Regions from separate parts of the Homo sapiens genome. Here region 1 is linked to region 2. The links are chromatin loops, found by intact Hi-C in ENCODE. Cell type or tissue: dorsolateral prefrontal cortex. All regions are shown on one strand. Each heading gives the region's core, and the rest is flanking DNA. Links, peaks and the distances in the headings are about the cores only. Region 1 has its middle 25 kb from the start of TPRG1. Region 2 has its middle 76 kb from the start of LINC01991.

Evidence for each region. A loop is a pair of places that touch in the nucleus more often than their neighbours do. Peaks named below come from ENCODE experiments on the same cell type or tissue, not always from the same donor. Only the 100,000 strongest peaks of a DNase experiment are listed, where the experiment ranks them.
Region 1: a loop joins it to region 2, with 3.0 times the contacts of the local background. A loop is called at or near these places in 5 of 110 quality-filtered maps.

The regions. Positions count from the first base shown.
Region 1 is chr3:189,142,467-189,152,240 of GRCh38, reverse strand. It overlaps a transcript of TPRG1 not described here. Among named protein-coding and RNA genes, the nearest start is that of TPRG1, 25 kb to the left of the region's middle. In dorsolateral prefrontal cortex, for the core only: a CTCF peak has its summit at 4,039 (motif pointing right); a DNase peak (open chromatin) is centred at 4,050.
Region 2 is chr3:188,047,945-188,057,718 of GRCh38, reverse strand. No RefSeq gene overlaps it. Among named protein-coding and RNA genes, the nearest start is that of LINC01991, 76 kb to the right of the region's middle. RefSeq lists an enhancer at 4,552-5,524. In dorsolateral prefrontal cortex, for the core only: CTCF peaks have their summits at 4,915 and 5,115; DNase peaks (open chromatin) are centred at 5,318 and 5,798; H3K4me3 peaks cover 1,675 bases; H3K27ac peaks cover 2,500 bases.

The DNA of each region.
Region 1 (9,774 bases), core at 2,489-4,988, 1.1 Mb before region 2:
GCCTCAGACCATTTCTCTCCAGATATTGTAAAATGAAGTAAATGGTTCACCTTGGTAACATAAAAAAAAAACAGATCTTAAGGGAAGCAGAAACTGACAAAATAGTTGAGTCACATGGAAGGTGAAGCACGAGAATAAGAGCCTTGTGCTCTAGCTCCTGCAGTCCCTAGAGCACACCAAGCCATGCACATCTGCTCAATCCAGACCATACTCCTATTCCAGGTTCTGTAAGGCCTGATGGTTAAGGTTTGCCTGGCTTCCAGTAAAGACAGAGAGGACTATTTCACAAGTGTGTCCTTAAAGTAAATCCTCCATTACTTGACATATAATGGAGGATCAAGTAATCAATTTTTTTTTTGTAAGATGGAGTCATGCTCTCTCGCCCAGGATGGAGTGCAATGGCGTGATCTTGGCTCACTGCAACCTCTGCCTCCCAGGTTCAAGCGATTCTCCTGTCTCAGCCTCCCAAATAGCTGGGACTACAGGGGCATGCCACCACACCTGGCTAATTTTTGTATTTTTAGTAGAGACAGGGTTTCACCATATTGGTCAGGCTCATCTCAAACTCCTGACCTTAGGTGATCCACCTGCCTCAGCCTCGCAAAGTTCTGGGATTACAGGCATGAGCCACCACGCCTGGCCAGGTTTCTCTTTCTGCAAAGGGCTTTGGTGTAAGGTATTACTTTGTGCTTAATTACTGAGGCTGTTAAACTCTTTAGGTTTCTCTTTCTTACAACCAAAGGAGTTTAATGGCCTCAGTAATTAAGCACAAAGTAATACCTTACAACGAAGTCCTTTGCTATAGCATGGTTTTAGCTATATTTAGGGTCAAATTTGTGTCTCCAAAATACGTCTCTGATATACTTAGATTATGAAGTAAGAAGACTGTTGCTGGGATATCAGCTCTATCTCCCAACCCACATCAGCTTTTTCTATATTGGTGAGTTTCTAATAATACAGTATCTTATATCTGGAAAACTCACTTGCTTTTCTGAATAACTGAGCTTATTGAAGGACGACTGGTGTTAAGGGACCCACTTTGGAGGTGGGTTGCCATCTGAAGTGTTTTGCACAGGTCTTTCCACAAACATCTTTGGAAGAAAATGAGAGCCAGCACTGAACTTTTATTAATTGAAAATTACTCAGCAGTTTTAATCACTTATCCAAAGATGGAGGCTTTTGGGGGGTACCTGTGACAAAACCAATGAAATCCAAAGCACTGTCAGAAATGGAAGATCCTCGGGGGTCAATTCCTTCATTTCACAGATGGGAACACTGATGTCTTCTTGCACCGAGTCTTACTCAGGTCACACATGCAGGAGTTGGGAGATTTGGGGCTGTAGGAGAAATGTTATAACATCATCCCACCTGGCTTTATCCATTAACATCTGCTCATCTCTGCCCTCAGGGAGTCGTGGAGCTGGTTGAACAATACCAGACAGTACGTGGAGAGCCTTGCATTGTGTTCACCACCTCGCTCATTTTTATTCAAAATGATTCCAGAAAATCAATGTGACCATCTGGCCTCGGAGAAACTTCACTGAGGTCCCAAATGTCTTCAGTGCCCAGATGAATCCTTATAACTCTATTGAAAATACATTTAAAAAGCAGTTATTGATCATGTATTGTGATCCTGGTCCCAAGCCTCACACTGTCGTCTCCTTCCTTCAAGGAGTTAACAGTTTTATGAAGGGAAACAGCCATGAAAATGAACAGTCGCAGCTGAAGCAGGTAAATCAACAGTAGAAATCCACACAAAGATCTCGGCGCGGTGGCTCATGCCTGTAATCCCAGCACTTTGGGAGGCCGAGGCGGGTGAATCACAAGGTCAAGAGTTCAAGACCAGGCTGACCAACATGGTAAAACCCCGCCTCTACTAAAAATACAAAAATTTGCTCGGCGTGGTAGTGCACACCTATAATCCCAGCTACTCAGGAAGCTGAGGCTTGAGAATTGCTTGAACCCAGGAGGTGGAGGTTGCAGTGAGCCAAGATCGTGCCACTGCACTCCAGGTTGGGCGACAGAGTGAGACTCCGTCTCAAAAAAAGAAATCCCTACAAAGCCTGCAAGTTCACCAAGTCACTTCCACTTTACTCTCTTCATCAAAGGTAGTAAGCAGAACTGCATTTCCATTTGCTGTAATAAAACATAGAACAGCCCCAACTCATTAGTTATAAAGTGTGATATTCTGGGTTATTGTTTATCGAATTTGGCACTGGGTACATCAAAGGACACTGGTCAGTGTGCCCTCAGGAAAATAACAATTAACCTAAGTAAAGCAGGCAAGAGTCGATGCTAAAGTAGTTATTCAACCATGTGGAAAACACTGCGTACATAATCATGTACTGGGAAAAGTCATGCAATGAAAGTTAACATCTTTTTTTTTAAAGGCCTCCAAGAAAAGATGGGGGCTCTGGTTGGAAAGATGTGGCAGATGTCAGCTACCAGATGGCAAGAAGGAGGCAGTTCCGGACACAGGCTCGAAACAGAGAAGTTAGTGTGGGAAAGTGAGAGCAAACTGACCCCACCATGCAGAGAGAGTGGGCAAGGCGTGAGTAAAGACAAGGAACAAGAGAAAGAATGAGAGGAAATGCTGTTTGGTGGGTGGAATTTGTGTTTTGCCTCTAGAAGTGTTGTTCTGAAGAGGGCAGAAGATAACCACGTTGGCTGAAACAAAACAGTCTTTGCCCATCAGGGGACCAGTCACTCTTCATCAGTTCTTAACATCTCTCCTCTGGTGGCAAATGCCATCTAGAAGCTCCATGTCTTCACAGAACAGAAAGTCCTAGAGATCTTGATAACTCAGCCACTCATCAGAAAGCTCTTGAATGCTTTCTCAGAGTGCTGTTCTTGGAATGAAAGCAACAACTTTCGTGCCCTGAGTAAGATCAAACAACTTCTCATAACTCCATCATAGATTATCTGTGCTGCACATATGCTGTAGATACTTAACATGAATTAATACATTAGACAGCATACAGTGATGCTTAACAGACACTGCAGAGATGGCTGCTTTCTATCCACCTCCCTACACGTGTCCGTTAGCAATATAAAGCTAGGGGCCAGGGACCAGGTCATATAGATTGTTTGGGAACGTTAATTTATTAATAAGATAGAGATTACCATAAATGGAATCTTGAGAACAGCGCTGAGATAGAAAAAGATCTAGAACCTACTTTATGGATACCTATGACATAGGAGGGATAGGACGAAGCTGGTGCTAACACCAGAGCAGAGATAGTCACATTAGGTCAAGCAATCGCCCACAGCAGCAGTGTCAAGCAAGAGTCTGCTGAGCCTTAGGCATTACCCAAAGGCATCCGCATGTTCCAGGAACGGGAGAAATGGGATGGTGGAAGTTCTTCGGGCTCTGAATCCCCACTTCTGCTTTGACCAGAAGAACTATGGTTTTATCCATTTCACATAGTGGGTTTCCACAGGTGATTTCAAGTAATGAGAGAGTTCCAAATGTTTGAAAAGCGTGTGTACCGACACTTGTTTTTCATATTGCTTTACCACCCAAATCTGAATCCTTTATATTCTGGCTGTATAATCTAGAGCCGATTCATTGCCTGGGTCAGGCAGTCAAGGCCTCTCATGGTCTGGCTTAAACTTTTCCCAGCCTTTTTTCTATAGCTTCTTGCCATGCTCCTTACTTACCAGCCAGGCTGAACTAACAACTCACACCATGCAATGACCCATGATGTGCCCCTTGTTTAAAATAAACTTTCTCCTCCTTTTTGCCACAGTGCGAGGCATGCTTCCAGACTCAGCTCAAAGGTGGCTTTCCCTAAACTCCCAGAGAGAGGTCCTCTGCTTTGATAACACTCGGCACCTTTTCTTAAAATAGTACTTATTCAGTTGTAACCACGTGTTGGGCATGTCCGTTTCTTCCATTAGACTGTGAGCCCTTTGCAGCCAGGAACTGTGTTTTATACGTTGCTGTTTTGCTGAAGACTAGGAGTTGCCTGGCCCCTTCTAAGTTTAGAGTAAACTTTAAACTTTCCCATTAAAACGACAGTGACCAGTAGTGCCCACCAGATGGCAGTGTGTGGACATTTTTGCTTACCAATCAGGAGGGAGCAGAAAGGTTTTATAGCAACTTGCCTTTCATCTTTGTCCTTGCAGACAAACAAATCCTACAAACACCAAGACTTTTGACTGGGCAGAATTCACATCTGTGAATCAGAACCTTAGGCAGCCTTGTATTCCCTATATGCTGCTACTTTTTGAAAACACTCCTCTCGAAGATTGAGAAAGGATTATGCTGTTTGTGTTCCAAGACAGAGAAACTTAGGTTTGAATTTTATCTTCACAAGTGCAAGGTGACCATCTTTTCAGCACTTGGGAAGAACGACCACCCACATCCACTGACTGCTGGCGTCTGCTGAAGTTCCTTAACCTCCTGCCCACCCCCATCTGCCAGACTCAAGCAACAAGCAAAAGTCAGCCACGCATTCCATGCTTGCTTTTAAAATCACTATCTCCCCTGGGTTCCACTGGACAGCACTGTGCTTTTCAGGCCGGAGACCTACAGGTCACTTTTCCCTCTCTTCCAGGATAGAACTTAGAGGTACGCCCTAGCCTCCTTACCTGTGGGCCTGGGATGGTCTCTGGAACTTCTTAGAAGCAAAGGGGCTTCCAAATGGAAGACATCCTAGTCGAAAGGAAAAACAAAAAGAAACATCCCAGTGGGTCTCCCAGACGATACAAAACATTCAAAGGCAAGAAGAGTCTCAATTTCCACTTCTTTTCTGCCTCCGACATGGCTATTTTGTAATTTCCTCTGCTCTCTAACCAAGTGTTGCGTCTGCTGGTGTAGTAGTGCTACAGGTAGAGAGCAGGGAGGGGTGGCTGCCATATCCACCTGCATCCACAATGCTCCAGGTCCTCTAAACTCATCCTACCCCTATGGATTTTCTCTTTCTCCACTGCTAGAGCAGAGGTTATATTAGAATGTGAGGCCGAAAGATTCTGGAGAGCTCAGCTTCTTTTAACTAAGCAAGTCTCTTTTAATTCACAGGGAATCTCAAGGGTCTACCCTGGAGATGGGATCACTGGATAACTCTTCCCTCCTCTTCCTTCTGTAGATAGTGTAGTGGTTAAGACTCAGGCTCTGGAGTCAAACAGACCGGGGTTCAAATCCCAGCTGTGTCACTCCCTGAATCTATGACCTTGGATGAGTTACTTAGCCTCTCCAAATCTTAAATTCTTTATCAATAAATGGAGAAAATACATGTGGACCCCAGAGGGGACGCTGTGCAGATTAAATGATAAGGCAGGAAAAGTGTTTAGTGCAGTACCTGTGTCCATATACTAAATAATAGCATTAGCATTTGCAGAAGTACTGTGGAAAAGGCACAACTCTCTAGAAATGATTCTTGGTGTTACATTCAGCCCAGCTTTGGAAACCTCTAAGAACCAAACACCTCTTCCTAAATCATGCCAAAACTCATCTTTTAAATGAGATGCATATTGCTTTCATTTAATTACTTTTTTATTTATTAGCATTTATTTAGTATGTAAACTGTGGATAGCTCAGGGTAAGCAGTGAAGATACAAGAATATATAAAACATGGTCTCTGCCCTCAAGGAACTTGTAGTGTGTTGAGGAGATGCATCCACAGCAATTATAATATGGGGGATCAGTGCTCTAACATGGGTATGTACAAGATACAACAGACAGAGTGGGAAGGCGTCTTGAGTCCCTGACACTCTGTACAGGGCATTGCAGGTCCTTGCCTTCCTGGAAAAGTCTACTCCCAACAACATTTGTTTTTTTGAGAATCCATTATGATGTCTCATACGTCTAACCTTGACACTGGCTACTCTCTTTAAATGGAATATCTGCCTGGAAAATTCCTAGTAATTGTCTAAGTCTTCCTCAGATCCCTCAGAGAGACTTACGGGCGCCTTCTCTTCCTAACTGTGACCTAACTGAAGGTGGAGGTCACATCTTTATCCTTTGGCCACCAGCATTTAACTCACTGCCCAACATGAAACTGATCTTTAGTCACGGCAATGCATAAACAAAGCTTTAATACATTCATCATGCAACCAACACTGCCTGGTTTTTCAGTACAGGGAAAACCAGCTGATGTGATGAAGGGTCTCCTGTTCCACAAGCCACACAGATCAATGATAGTAAAGCTCTGACTATTACAGAAAAAGGTTTTAATATTATCCAGATTGTCTCCCTTTTTAACTACTACCAATTTTAGCCTGGCTTTCTCTTAGAAAAATGCAAATAAAGATATGCATATTCTCTTCAATATGGCAGCCATTCATATATATGAAGATATCAGACACATATAATATCAATATAAGATTCTCCTTTGTGATTTCTCAAGCACACACAGATAATTAAGTCATCATTAACGTACTTTCTGAAGTGTCTGACATGTGTTAATCACTTCTTAGCAGCTTGAGTGTCATAAATATGGTCCTGATACCTCCAATATCATCTCCACGCATATCTTTTAAGTTCAGATTTGCTTCATTGTTTTCAGTCCTGTGTTCTAGAAGTTCTAGATCATTTTAGATATTAATTTGCTGTTATTATTAATGTTATTGCTATTAATTTATTGAAAATGTGTGCCAAGCATGATACTAGCTGTTGACACACTTCTTTTTCAATTCTCATCTGATCTGAATCACAAACAACCCTATTGCTACCTTATAGGTGATGGAACTGAACTCTTAGAAACAGTAAGTCTCTGTTCAATGTTACTTCACTGTCAAGGGGTCAGAGACAAGCTGCAAGGTTAGGCCATTCTCTCTCCAATGCCAGAACTCTTTCTCCTTACTATATTACGCCATCTCTTTGTGTTAGTCTATGGTATTTGATTTTTGTTTTAGTTTGGCATGTTTTTTTTTTTTTTAGATGGAGTCTCCCTCTGTTGCCAGGCTGGAGTGCACTGGCACGATCTCAGCTCACTGCAACCTCCACCTCCTGGGTTCAAATGATTCTCCTGCCTCAGCCTCCTGAGTAGCTGGGATTACAGGCGCCTGCCACCACGCCCAGTTAATTTTTGTATTTTTAGTAGAGACGCGGTTTCACCATGTTGGCCAGGATGGTCTCAATCTCTTGACCTCATGATCTGCCCACCTCATCCTCCCAAAGTGCTGGGATTACAGGCTTGAGCCACCGCACCCGGCCGGTGTCATTTTTATACTTGGGTATTCCCTCTTCCAGATAATCTTTCAAGTAATTAACAAAAAATATTGAACAGAATAAAAGGCTTCTAGTCCTCACCAAAAACCTCCTTCTAGCTTACATGGAACAGTTAGCAAGGCTCAAGCGTCATTTTTATTCACCTGCCCGTGAAACCAGTGTGTAAGACATGACCCTGCCTATATTTCACCTGCTTATGTGCAATCACGTCACAAGAGGTCGTGTTAAGTCCACTGCTAAAACTTCCTCATCCTGCTGATTTACCAGTTGTGTGGCGTAATAAGAAAAGGAAATGGGGTGTGTCTAACACAACCTGTTTATGGTAAACTCCTATTAACTTCTAGTGATCAGTGTCTTTTCTTCAAAATACCCATGAATCAGTTGTGTAATGATCTGTTCCAAAATTTCAGCAAAAACCAGTAGGAAACTCATACTATTTCCTGGCTTCACTGTTTAGTCCTGTGATAAGATGCAAGTAATCCCCTTTATTAAAAGAGAAAATCCTGTGAATCTACCAAAATATTAGCTGTTTCCAGGGCTATTGAGAAACTCCCACACCTACACCCCCAGTTATATTTTAATGCTCAGTTTGACAGCAGAACCACCTGCCTCTTTGTTTCGAAATGTGAAGTCACATCACTATTTTATGTACTGTTTCCTCTTCATTGCCTATATGTCACCTGGAGGAGTATTTGGCTAAATATTCCTAAACCCACAATTAAAGGTTAAAAATACCTTGAAATTGCAGGAACAAATGGTTGCCTATAAGTTATGTGGATCTCTGAAGTCCACTTATAGGAAACAAAGCTTTCTTGCCACAACCATATTGAATCCAGGAGGATGTAGGTGATGTCTGCTTGTTCATCATTGTACTCCCAGTGTCAAGAGCATAGCAAGGGCTCAAGAAGTATTTGTTATAGTGAGCAAGGAGAAGACAATAATGAGAATATGTATACTCTTAACAGAGATAACTCAAAGTTTTAAAATCGTAGTAAAACATGTATGACTGACATGAGAATGTTTCCAGAAAGCAGATCTGGTCATTAGACTGTGGGAAGAGTTCCTGAAGATCCTAAAGTAGGAAGCTACACAGAGAGGAAATGGAAGAGGAAAGCAAAGTGTCTGGGGGAGTTTCACCGGAAATGATTGAATAAGTCACGCTATTGGAGAGAGAGGCCCAAGCTTCAAGCCCCCAGTCTTCCACCATTAGCTGTTTCCTACTGGAAAAGCCTGCATCTTAACAGGGTCCCATTTTCCAGTAGATTTGACAGAGACCAGAATCCAAATCTCACAGGAGTGCTGTGGGAATCAATTGTGGTAAAACATATGAAAACATGTTATGAAATCAGTGTCACCTACACCTAAGTCTGGGTTGGGGTCAGCCTGAGTAAAAGACCAAGGGATTACAAAGAGGTGTCTAGGATGAATTAAGAGGTTACTTCCTAATGTGGGTTCTCAGGCTACCTGGAAAAGATTCTGACTCAAGAAAAATGTTGGCCCCCTCCAGGTTGAGGAGACCATACTCACACAGTATTGGAGCAGCTTTTGTATGACAGAGCCATACAAATATGCATCCAGCTTCCAGCTCTCTAGTCAGCTGCAATTTAGAACATCCTACTCTGAGTTTGTCACTTTTCTCAGACAACCATCTTCTCCTCCTAACTTCCTTATTTATCATCGACAGGCAGTATCTCAAGCCACTTGGGCCTGAAACTTGTGTCCTCATTGTCAACCTTGAAGCATATAGATGTCATTCGGAGAAATCCTTTGACTGCTCTCAGCCCAGACTTCCTCATCTGGAGAATGGAGATATTACCAGCGGCTCCTACTTTGTTTCAGTGTTTTGTGGGAATCATCTGATGGATGTAAAACCTTTTGGAAAATGTAAAATCCTATATAAAAAAAAGATGATCCTAAAAATTGCAATATTATAGGATTAAACCAGAACAACAACCTTCATCTAGGTTATACATGAAAATCGAGTTTAAAAATCTCTTATTTAGTAATACCAAAAGATACTGGTTCAAAGAATCATGACTATCACTTGTATAATCTTTCTACTTGTTCTCTAGCTAAATGCCTTAAATCTATGGAGTTCTAATACTGAAAGAATTAAGAAAATCATTGCCACATTAAAGGTGAAAGTTTTTAAAAATATATTAATGAGGTGGTGGGAAGTAGGCTGACATTAAAGTAGGTTTGGAAGTGTTTGCTTTCTCTAATTAAATAGAGCTAATGAGTTTCTCCACTGAGCCTGAGCACTGGGCTAAACAGTCTCACAAGCCTCTGGTTTCTGTGATCTCAGTAAGAGATGGCCAACTGGCAGCCGAAAATAATCTGCATCATGGGGTGATTCATCCTTCACACCTTTGGGTGAAACCTTCCTGTCAGAATGCAGGAACAGGTTGCAAGCACCATGCAGGGTTGAGTTAGAGTCTCTTTGGTCTTCAGAAGCTGCTGACCCCTCACTCATATCAAGAGACTGTAGCACAAGGTCACTACAACAAGAATCAGAGAATGGCAAAATGAAAGCTTCCACAGATCACAAATCAGAGCTGGGAACAAAGTGACAAGGAGGAGATAGAATTTAACTGAACCAC
Region 2 (9,774 bases), core at 3,644-6,143:
TGAAAAGAGTGATGCTCTAGGTCAGGCGTGTTGGCTCACGCCTGTAATCCCAGCACTTTGGGAGGCTGAGGCGGGCGGATCACCTGAGATCAGGAGTTAGAGACCAGCCTGGCCAACATGGTGGAACCCTGTCTCTACTGAAAATATTTTTTAAAAAAGAAAGAAAGACAGAAAGAAAAAAAATTAGCTGGGCGTGGTGGCACATGCCTGTAATCCCAGCTACTCAGGAGGCTGAGGCAGGAGAATTGCTTGAACCCAGGAGGCGGAGGTTGCAGTGAGCCGAGATTGCACCATTGCATTCTAGCCTGGATGACAGACAGAGACTCCGTCCCAAAACAAACAAACAAAACAAATAAACAAACAAAAAATCAATTTATTACTGTATGTCTTGGAAAGTTTCCTACACTTGCAGGGGCCTTTGGACTCAGTGACATCAATGAATGTCATGGAGTCATTATTTTGCCTTGTAGTTTCAGCTACTTTGACAAAGACAAATATATACAGCAGTAATCTTTGCACAGTTAATAAATTAAGAAATAAATTATCAGGCTTTGAGCAAATTTTCCCAGAGTTGTATTAATTTATGAGGAGCCAACAAATTAGGCATCTTGGTTAATGCCTTTGATTTAGCTAAACACTCCTGGTTTGTACTGGAAAGGGTGACCAGCCTTTTTGACTCTTTTAGCTGGCATAGGTAGTTACTTGTGCTAATTAGCAGGAAAAGGAGCAGAAGGCAAATAAGAGGCACAAAATATCCTCCAGCAAGAGGTAATGATGGTGCTTCTCCTGGGCTCTGACTCCTATGACATTAAGGGACAGAAAAGGACTTGATCAAACCCCTACTCAAATCTACATGTGCAGTTTGGATACTCATAGATTGCTAGAGCTGGAAGCATTTTAAAACATTGCCTAATACAATTCTTTTATTTAATAGATAAGGAAACTGAGGCCAGACAGGGAAAACATCTTGGTCACGATTGTGCTGCAAAGGAGTAGTTGAACCAGAACTCAAACCAAAAGGTCGTTGCTCACTTTTTGAGTGACCATTCCTGCATAGCAAGCCCTTTTTGGTTTTGCCCTCAGGACTCTGGTAAACATTTGAATTATGGGAGTTTGACCATTAGGAAACTTCATTTTAGTCTTCTCTGGAAGTTCAGGGAGGAGAAATAAGTTGTGGCTGTTGCAATGCCTTAGATTTAAATACCTTTCACTCTCATTTCTCCAAGCTAAGGGAAGGAAGAAATAGCCTGAGGTTTCTCAACATTAGAAAATCAAAAAGTAATCTGTCTTTGAAAAGGTGTATAGGGATATAGATTACGCTTACTTTCCTAGGTATATTTATGTTAGCTAATATTGAAAGATTGCTAAAGGAGGGGTTTGGGAATCTAAATCCCACTTGAATCTTGGTCTTGATGAATAACCTTGGGCAAGATATTCTTTCTGGGTTTTAGTTTTCTCATTTGCAAATTTCGTTGATTCTTAAGACCTTGGCCAGCTTTAAGTTTCAAGATGTCCGCCTAGATAACAGAGAGAGGCTCTCTAAAAGAAAAAAAAATGTTTATTCAGAAATAGGGTATTTCAATGGGAATACGCATGCCGTAGTATTCTTGGCTACACAGATCAGTAAAAAGGGTGGTGCCAGTTTAAAGATAGACAGGCAGTTACTGGGCAGATTCCTTGCAAAAATATTGTGTGTGTGTGTGTATGTGTGTGTGTGTGTGTGTGTGTGTGTGTAAGATTACATTTATGCAAGATTGTAGTTTTTGCAGTCTTTTGTGATAGTTCTTGTTATCAGGCATTCATGCATGAGAACCGTTTCTTCATGGCCTTTCTTAATTCTATTTTCAGGGTTCTTAACACAAGTGATTCCATTTTGATTCTGACAACATTCACAGCATGTCTAGAAAACACCTGTACTTTGAGTATCATTGCCATGGAAGAAGAAGTAACTTTCTGGATGGAAGTTGGCCTTCATAAAGCCGGGCTATATTTGCAAATTAAGTGCTTCCCTTATTAACATGGTCCAATGGAACAAGCATGGGCCCACGAGTCCAGACAGGGCTGTTTCTCTTTGATCCATGACCCTGGGCAAGTCCTTGACTTCCTTTAAACCTTTTTCTTTTTAATCTCTAAAGTGAGATTAACACCTGCCCATGTTTGCCTCCCAGGACTGTTGCAGAAGACAAAGGATATAGAAATACTTTGTAATACGCAGACATATGAAGTTATGTGTAACTTAGTTTTGCGTGTGTCCTTAACGACTAAGAAAAACGTAAAAACAACATGTAGAACCAGTCACAAGTTCAGTGTGGCTAAAGTGATACTGAAGAAACTAAACTTTCTTTTTCTCAAGGTCGTTTTGCTTTCCTAGTAATAGCCCAGCTTGAAATGGGGCTTTGGGGCTTACTAAGGTGTTCATATGTCCTGGCTTGGCTGGGACAGTCCTATTTGCAGTAGTCATCCTGGTATACTTTTTAATTATAATTTTTTTTTTTTTTTTTTTTTTTTTTGAGATGGAGTCTCACTTCTGTCTTCAGGCTGGAATGCAGTGGCACAATCTGGGCTCACTGCAACCTCTGCCTCCAGGTTTCAAGTGATTCTCCTGTGTCAGCCTCCCAAGTAGCTGGGATTACAGGCGTGTGCCTCCACGCCCAGCTAATTTTTGTATTTTTGGTAGAGATGCGGTTTCACCATGTTGGCCAGGATGGTCTCGATCTCTTGATTTCGTGATCCACCTGCCTCGGCCTCCCAAAGTGCTGGGATTACAGGTGTGAGCCACCGCTCCTGGCCTCATATTTTCATTCTTAAAAGTGTCCCTGTTTTGACAGTAAATTTCGTGGCCACCCCTAAACTTAAATACCATTCTGTTTCACCTTTTCATTATACATAATGGGGAATAGAGGCTCAGTGAAGAGAAACAACTTCCCAAATTCACTCAGCCTGCCCAGAGCCTGCAAGTGGAAAATCCCTTCTCTTTGTACCTAGGAAGGAAGGGGAAGAGAATACAGGGTGACAGAATGGTTCCCTTTGTCTGCTCTCCAGCGTCTTGAAGCAAATCTAATAGGAGTGCCCTAACTCCTCTCGATTTCCTGGAAAGTGATCAGCAATAGTATGGTTGCCAGTGGCCATGAGGGAGCTAGGGTTTGGAGCAAACATTACAGGAAGCTGGAGAGGGAAGCTTTTTCTCTTCTGTACCCAGAAGAACAGCCCAAAGGGAGGAACACTGCCTATGATTAACTAGCTCTTATTTAGGCACAGTATTTTTTTGGTTGATGTCATAACGTACCTTCACTTTCATGGTCTCAGTTGATCTAATTCTTACTGTCTTTGGAAAAGAATGTGAAGGTATCATCGTTCCCATTTTGTAGTGGAGAAAATCGAGGCCGATAAAGACTTGCTTTAAGTTTCACAGTAAGTATCAGAGTTGGTACTAGAGCTTCATCTCCTATGTCCTTGCCCAGTATTACTTAGGCTTCATTTTGCTTCCTGAACAGTCTGCCCTTAGGCATCTAACACAGAAATCTCATTATAATAAAGTATTTTTAGTATTCATGTAACTTAAGCCTTTTGGATGGAGCCCAAGGCAGAACCATCTTATATCCTGAATTTGGCTCTGTGGCAAATAGTGTTAGAACATGGTTCATGATCAACTATGGGTTTCGCTTTACAAACATATCTCTGAAAAACTTCCCTATGTGGACGGAGAACAGGCTAATTTATCTTGGGATAGGAGATTTCTCTTTGAAACAGTTGCTGGGATCCTGGAGAATAGAGGGACAGTCTTACTATAGTACTTAACCGTGCTGAGCTTGCAAATCCCTAACCTGATATTTTTGCAGAATCTCCAATTCAGAAAGATTTGTTTTGGCAGAGACTGAAATTCTTTATTTGGAACTTGAGGTATCCCTGACCCATAAGCATTCGGCTTGACAGATACGCAGTTGCATCCGTCATCACTCTGCCCTAAGCAGGGCAATGGCTGTGGTGAGCAAGAGTAGGGGATCCCGGGTATGGTCTTGAGTTTGTGGCTAACACATGAGATGTGGGGAAAGCTGCTTTTCTTTTAGGGGGCTCAGTTGTTTCAACTGTCATATGTTGAGACAGCATTAATCAGTGGGCTTCAAACTTTTAAAGCCACCAGATTTTTCCCCCCAGAATGCTGTGGGAACCTAGCATGAATAAATAGTAAAAGTGGGACTCACAGCTTCTCCATTTAGCCACTGTATGTCTGTAGGGCCTCTGTGGACTCTAGTATGGCAACATTCGGATACATACCTTTTAGCCCCCAACACTGGGATTCTAAAGATGAGTAATGGCTTAGTGATAGATGTTAACCTCCTGAGGGGTTGCAGTGAGCCTGGAATTCTGGATACAGAACTGGTCAGACAGGGAAAAGGGCTGTAACAGTGTGACAAACAGTAGAATTAGAGTGGAGGGTAGCAAGATAAAGTTTTACATTTCATGGGTTAACAGCACTTTATAGTTTACAAGTATTTGCACTATAGTTGTCTCTTTTGAACTTACGCAACACTGTGTGCTCAGGCATTTGTGCAGCAATCTTTTGTGAAGCTGGATTATGTGCCTGGTACTGTGGGTTGAGCTCATGGACATAAAGAAAGAGGAGAGCATGTGAGCCTGGAGGAGCTCATCATCTTATAGAGGAAACAGGCAGGTAAAGAAATCATTGCAATTGCAAAACAGAAAAGCTGTAAGAGAGGTGCAAACAAATGTTGAGCAGCGAAGTGAAAGCAATGATTCCTTTTTCCTGGGGAGGGGAGGAAGGCATACCTACCGTGGGGCCTGCAGGATGAGTGACCTAGGCAGATAAATACCTAGGTAGAGAAAAACACGTGCACGAAGCAGTGGAGGCCTGTGTGAGCAAGGTGCGTTTGGGGGAAACAGGAAGAGCTAGGGGAAATCTGGCCTTCAAGGTATGGAAAGGCAGTTAAACAGTGAAGTTAACCTGCAGCTTAACTGGGAAGGACTTTGAATACAATGCAAAGAATTTGGACCCCATGGCCATTAGAGCCCCATCTTCCAGATGAGGAAAAGGGCCTTCCCTTCGCACAGGGACAGCCGAAACTGTGACTCCCACGTTCCTTTTGCTACCCTGTGCTGCCTCCAGCAGGCCTGAACCGAGGCAGGCCCTGCGTGGGAGAGGCCTCTGGGCTGTTTATCCTGCGCCAGTGGGGCTAGCTCTGGCAGGGAGTGGAAGTAGGTGAGGTGGGGGCTGTGGAGGAGAGGAGGAGCCTGACAACAAGGGCTACATTCAAGGCCTGCACTGGAGCTGACGAGGAGAATGGAAAGCTACAGTCTGTTGGAGCCATCCAGCCTTGGCAAAGCGGTCGGGGCCTTATAAGGAAATGTTGTTCTCTCCCAGCCGGTGGGGCTGGGATGGAGCCCTGTGCCCACAGGACAGAGCTGCCCTTGTGGTGGTAGGCTGGGGGTGCCACCCGCCCCTCTGCTGTGAGCAGGAGCTGTCAATGGGCCACTTCTGCAGGCTCAGCATTCCCTCTCAGCCCCAGTGTGCGTGTAGCCCCCACCCCTCCACCCCCTCCCACTCCCCATTGCCTTGGGCTGATTGGAGGAAAGGAAAAAAACAAAACAAAACAAAGACTTGGCAAAGTCCCAGGCCTCATTGCTGTTTGATGCCGAATTATTCGGAAAATAGGCTCAGGTCAAATTCTCTCTTTTTCCTGAAGAATGCATGAATAAGGGGATTGCTCTTTGTCCTCCTTCCCTGCCTGGCGCCCGCATCTCTTTTCCTTGTGATCACGAAACTCCCAGCACCCCACACGGCCCAGTGCAGAAAGCAAGAAGCTGAGATGAGTGGGCGGGGGAAGCCTTGTGCTGGTGCCTTTTCCACCTCCCAAGGGTAGAGCAGCAGCCACCGGAATACTCATAGGAGAAGGGTGACTCTCGGACTCCTTACCTGTGCCGGGCAGACCAGAGGGCCAGGGAGAGAGAGATGGGCACAGGGTAAAAACACAGCCTGCCCAGAAAGCAACAGAAAGTGCTCCTTGGGGTGGGCGCGGTGGCTCACGCCTGTAATCCCAGCACTTTGGGAGTCCAAGGAGGGTGGATCACGAGGTCAGGAGTTGGAGACCAGTCTGACCAACATGGTGAAACCCCGTCTCTACTAAAAATACAAAAATTAGTTGGGCGTAGTAGTGTGTGCCTGTAATCCCAGCTACTCAGGAGGCTGAGGCAGGAGAATTGCTTGAACTCGGGAGGCAGAGGTTGCAGTGAGCCCAGATCGCGCCACTGCACTCCAGCCTGGGTGACAGAGCAACAATCTGTCTAAAAAAAAAAAAAAAAAGTGCTCCTTGGGAAAGGACAGTAAGCATTAGTCAGCTCCTGGAAGGAGGGCTTTTCTACAGGGAGTGAGGAGAGATGATTTAAAGCACTGATCCCTAGCAGATCTTTCTGAACTCAAGATTGGGGATAGGAGCAGAAAAGATGCTTAGTGTGGCCTTTTGCTTTGGCTATTCATAGACCCCGTGCATGAAACCCTGGAGCTACAAGGAAGCAGGTTGGCCAGTGCAGCTCCTCACCTAAAGCTGAAATATTTTTACAGCAAGCTTGGCAGACCTTCAGCTAACCAGTGCTCCTCTAGTCATCATGGACTTAGTTCCTCAAGTTAGTCTGTCCCAAACATACAGCTCAACCCAACAAGGAGAAGTAAGTCATGGAAAGCAAGAGGAAACTTCCGTTTCCAAGGAGTTTACCATCCAGAGCAAAGCTACAAGGAGCACACAATAATCCAAACACAAAGAAGAAAGTTATGGCCAGGTGTGGTGGCTCACGACTGTAATCCCAGCACTTTGGGGGGCTGAGGTGGGTGGATCACCTGAGGTCAGGAGTTTGAGACCAGCCTAGCCAACATGGTGAAAACCTGTCTCTACTAAAAATACAAAAATTAGCCAGGCGTGGTGGCGGGCACCTGTACTCCCAGCTACTCAGGAGGCTGAGGCAGGAGAATTGCCTGAACCTGGGAGGCAGAGGTTGTAGTGAGCTGAGATTGTGCCACTGTGCTCCAGCCTGGGGGAGAGAGTGAGACTTTGTCAAAAAAAAGGAAAGAAAGAAAAAAAAAGGAAAGAAAAAAGGAAGGAAGGAAGAAAGGAAGGAAAGAAAGAAAGAAAAGAAAGGAAATAAAAAAGAAAGTTATGAGCTCTAAGAAAAACAGAGATGTCTGAGGTGAAAGAAATTGCTCTTGACTAGGTGTCCACAGCAGTAGATGAGGAAAGCTCTTATAGAAGAGATGGAATTTGGGGTGAAGAAAAGTTAAAAGTCCAAAAAGTGACATTTTGAGAGATTGTAGGGAAATGGCTTCCAGGGGGAGGAACTAGCCTGAGCAGGACGTGGTGGCAGGAAATCTTGGGGCTCACTTGGTGTCTGTGGGGAGATGGACAAGTGGATTAGTGCAACAGGGAGAGGAGGGGCTGTGGTTGGAGAATGGCTGAGCACCACATTTGGGGGCACTGAATCCCAGAGGGAGGAGGAAATTGAAGTGATTGGCAGCCAGGAGCCACCGAAAGCTTTTAAGCGTGAAAGAGATGTGACCGGTACAGTGGTTCAGCAACTGTGATCTGGTATCAGGCGCAGAAGGGAGAGGCATCCTTCGCCCTGCTTTGGTGAAGCCAGGAAAGTACCACTTCCTGCAGCAGAGCTTTGGCGGTGTTGTGGCCCTTTCCTGAGCACTGGAGGCCTGGCTCTCCAGACAGCCACCTAGATCTCAGGATTTCAAGCACTGCTGCATCTTAGAGGCTGGCTGCTTTTTGAACGAGTGACCCTTCCCCAGAAAGGACTAGGACTGGCCACGTTAGCTCAGTTCTCTTTTTACTTTGAGGCTTGCACAAGTCATTGTGTTCAGATATGGTTAAGAAACCTAAACTTCAATCCCTTTTCAGGACTTGGAGACCTGGCAGGTTTCCAAAAAGCACCCAGGGTTGAAAGGCAAAAGCTCTCGGATGCCATCTTATCTCAAAGAGTCTGTCCTTTGTAAGGCATTCACTATTTAGACACCTGTGCTTGTCTCACACCTGATGATAATAGAGCAGTAACTTCCTCCCCAGCTTTTCCCTCCATGGCTTCTTTCCCTTCCTTTTGGATGCCTGCCTCCATCAAGGCATCACTATTCCTAGGGAGTATGAGGCTTTTGCAGAGTGCTTTGGGCTCCTGTTGCAAAGAGAGCAGGCATAGCTTTTTGTCCCAGAGACAAATCCAAGGTGCTCTGGAGGATAGCAGTGAGTTCCTGTCTGTGTTCTGGATCTGGGTTCTGGCCAGTCTTGCTGTCCCACTGCCCAGCATGGCCAGTTCAGCAATAGAATTCTGAGGGACCTGAACTTGATCTTCACACCTGGCCCCTGCCTCCTAGCCACAGGGCGCTGCAGCTGAGGAGCTGATCATGTGCGTCTTGGTAGCAAATCCTGCTTCCTACCAAACTTTTCTTCCTTGACAATGCAGACAGTGACCCCTGGGACCACAGAGATACAGTTCTAGTCCTGGAGAAACTGGTTGTTCCCCTGTCCTTCCAATAGGTTGTGGTTATGGCTAATTTTGAATTTGTATTAGATAACAATAAATTTACTTCTTCCCTTTTAAGGGAATATATGAGCATTTTATGATGAGATATTATCTTTTTTTGTTTGTTTGTTTTTTGTTTTTTTGAGACAGAGTCTCACTCTGCCACCCAGGCAGGAATGCAATGGCGTGATCTCGGCTCACTGCAACCTCACCTTCCAGGTTCAAGGGATTCTCCTGCCTCAGCTTCCCAAGTAACTGGGATTACAGTCATGCGCCACCACACTCAGCTAATTTTTGTATTTTTAGTAGAGATGGGGTTTCATCATGTTTGTCGGGCTGGTCTCACACTTCTGACTTCAAGTGATCCACCTGCCTCGGCCTCCCAAAGTGTTGGGATTACAGGCATGAGCCACCATGCCCAGCCAAGTGAAATATTATCTTAACTCTTAAGACTGCATTTCAGAATAACTGACTTATATGATGGCTGGCATTCTGTTATGTGAAGCAAAATTCTTCTCAGGACCCTTTGATTTACCACCCAAATTGTCTGCTAGCTAGCTCAGTCTCCAACTCAGAGAAATGTCACTGGCAAATCTCCTCAGTTTTTCATTTTAATTTTACCTAACCATTCATTATTCACCCCATTTATTTGATTTGGTAATAAGCAGTTTAAAATAATCACAAGGTATAAAGGGAATACAATAAAAATGTTCCTCTCAACCTTTCCCCAACTATCTAGATGTCCTCCTTTTCAAAGCCGACCACTATACCATTTTCTTATGTATCCTTCTCCTCTGCGATGTTTTTATACAAGTAATGATCAGGACTTTCCTCATCCAGTAGACAGCTCATGCAAAAAGAAGCAAGCCTGTTCAAACAGAATTCTCCAGGGACAGTTTGTCTCCCAGGTTTGCCTATACAGGGAGCAGAACCCTGATTCTAGATGCCAGATAGAACTCACCTGGCCCAGGTTTCTATAGCACAAGCCCTGATATTCTTTAGCCTGACCCTCAATGAAAATTAGCTGAGGACGCCTGAGCTCACTCTCTGGAATGAGACCTAAATACCATCTCCTGCATAATCTTATAGAAAATGAATGAAACAGAGACTGCACTGTGAGTTCTGGTGCCAATTATAAAGGATCTGGGGCAGGGATCTGGCATCCAGGTGGCTAGAGGAAGAGTCCTGGAGTTTTTAGCATCCTCCCCTCTGGGTCCCATTTCTCTGGTTTTTCATGGTGTGATCTGG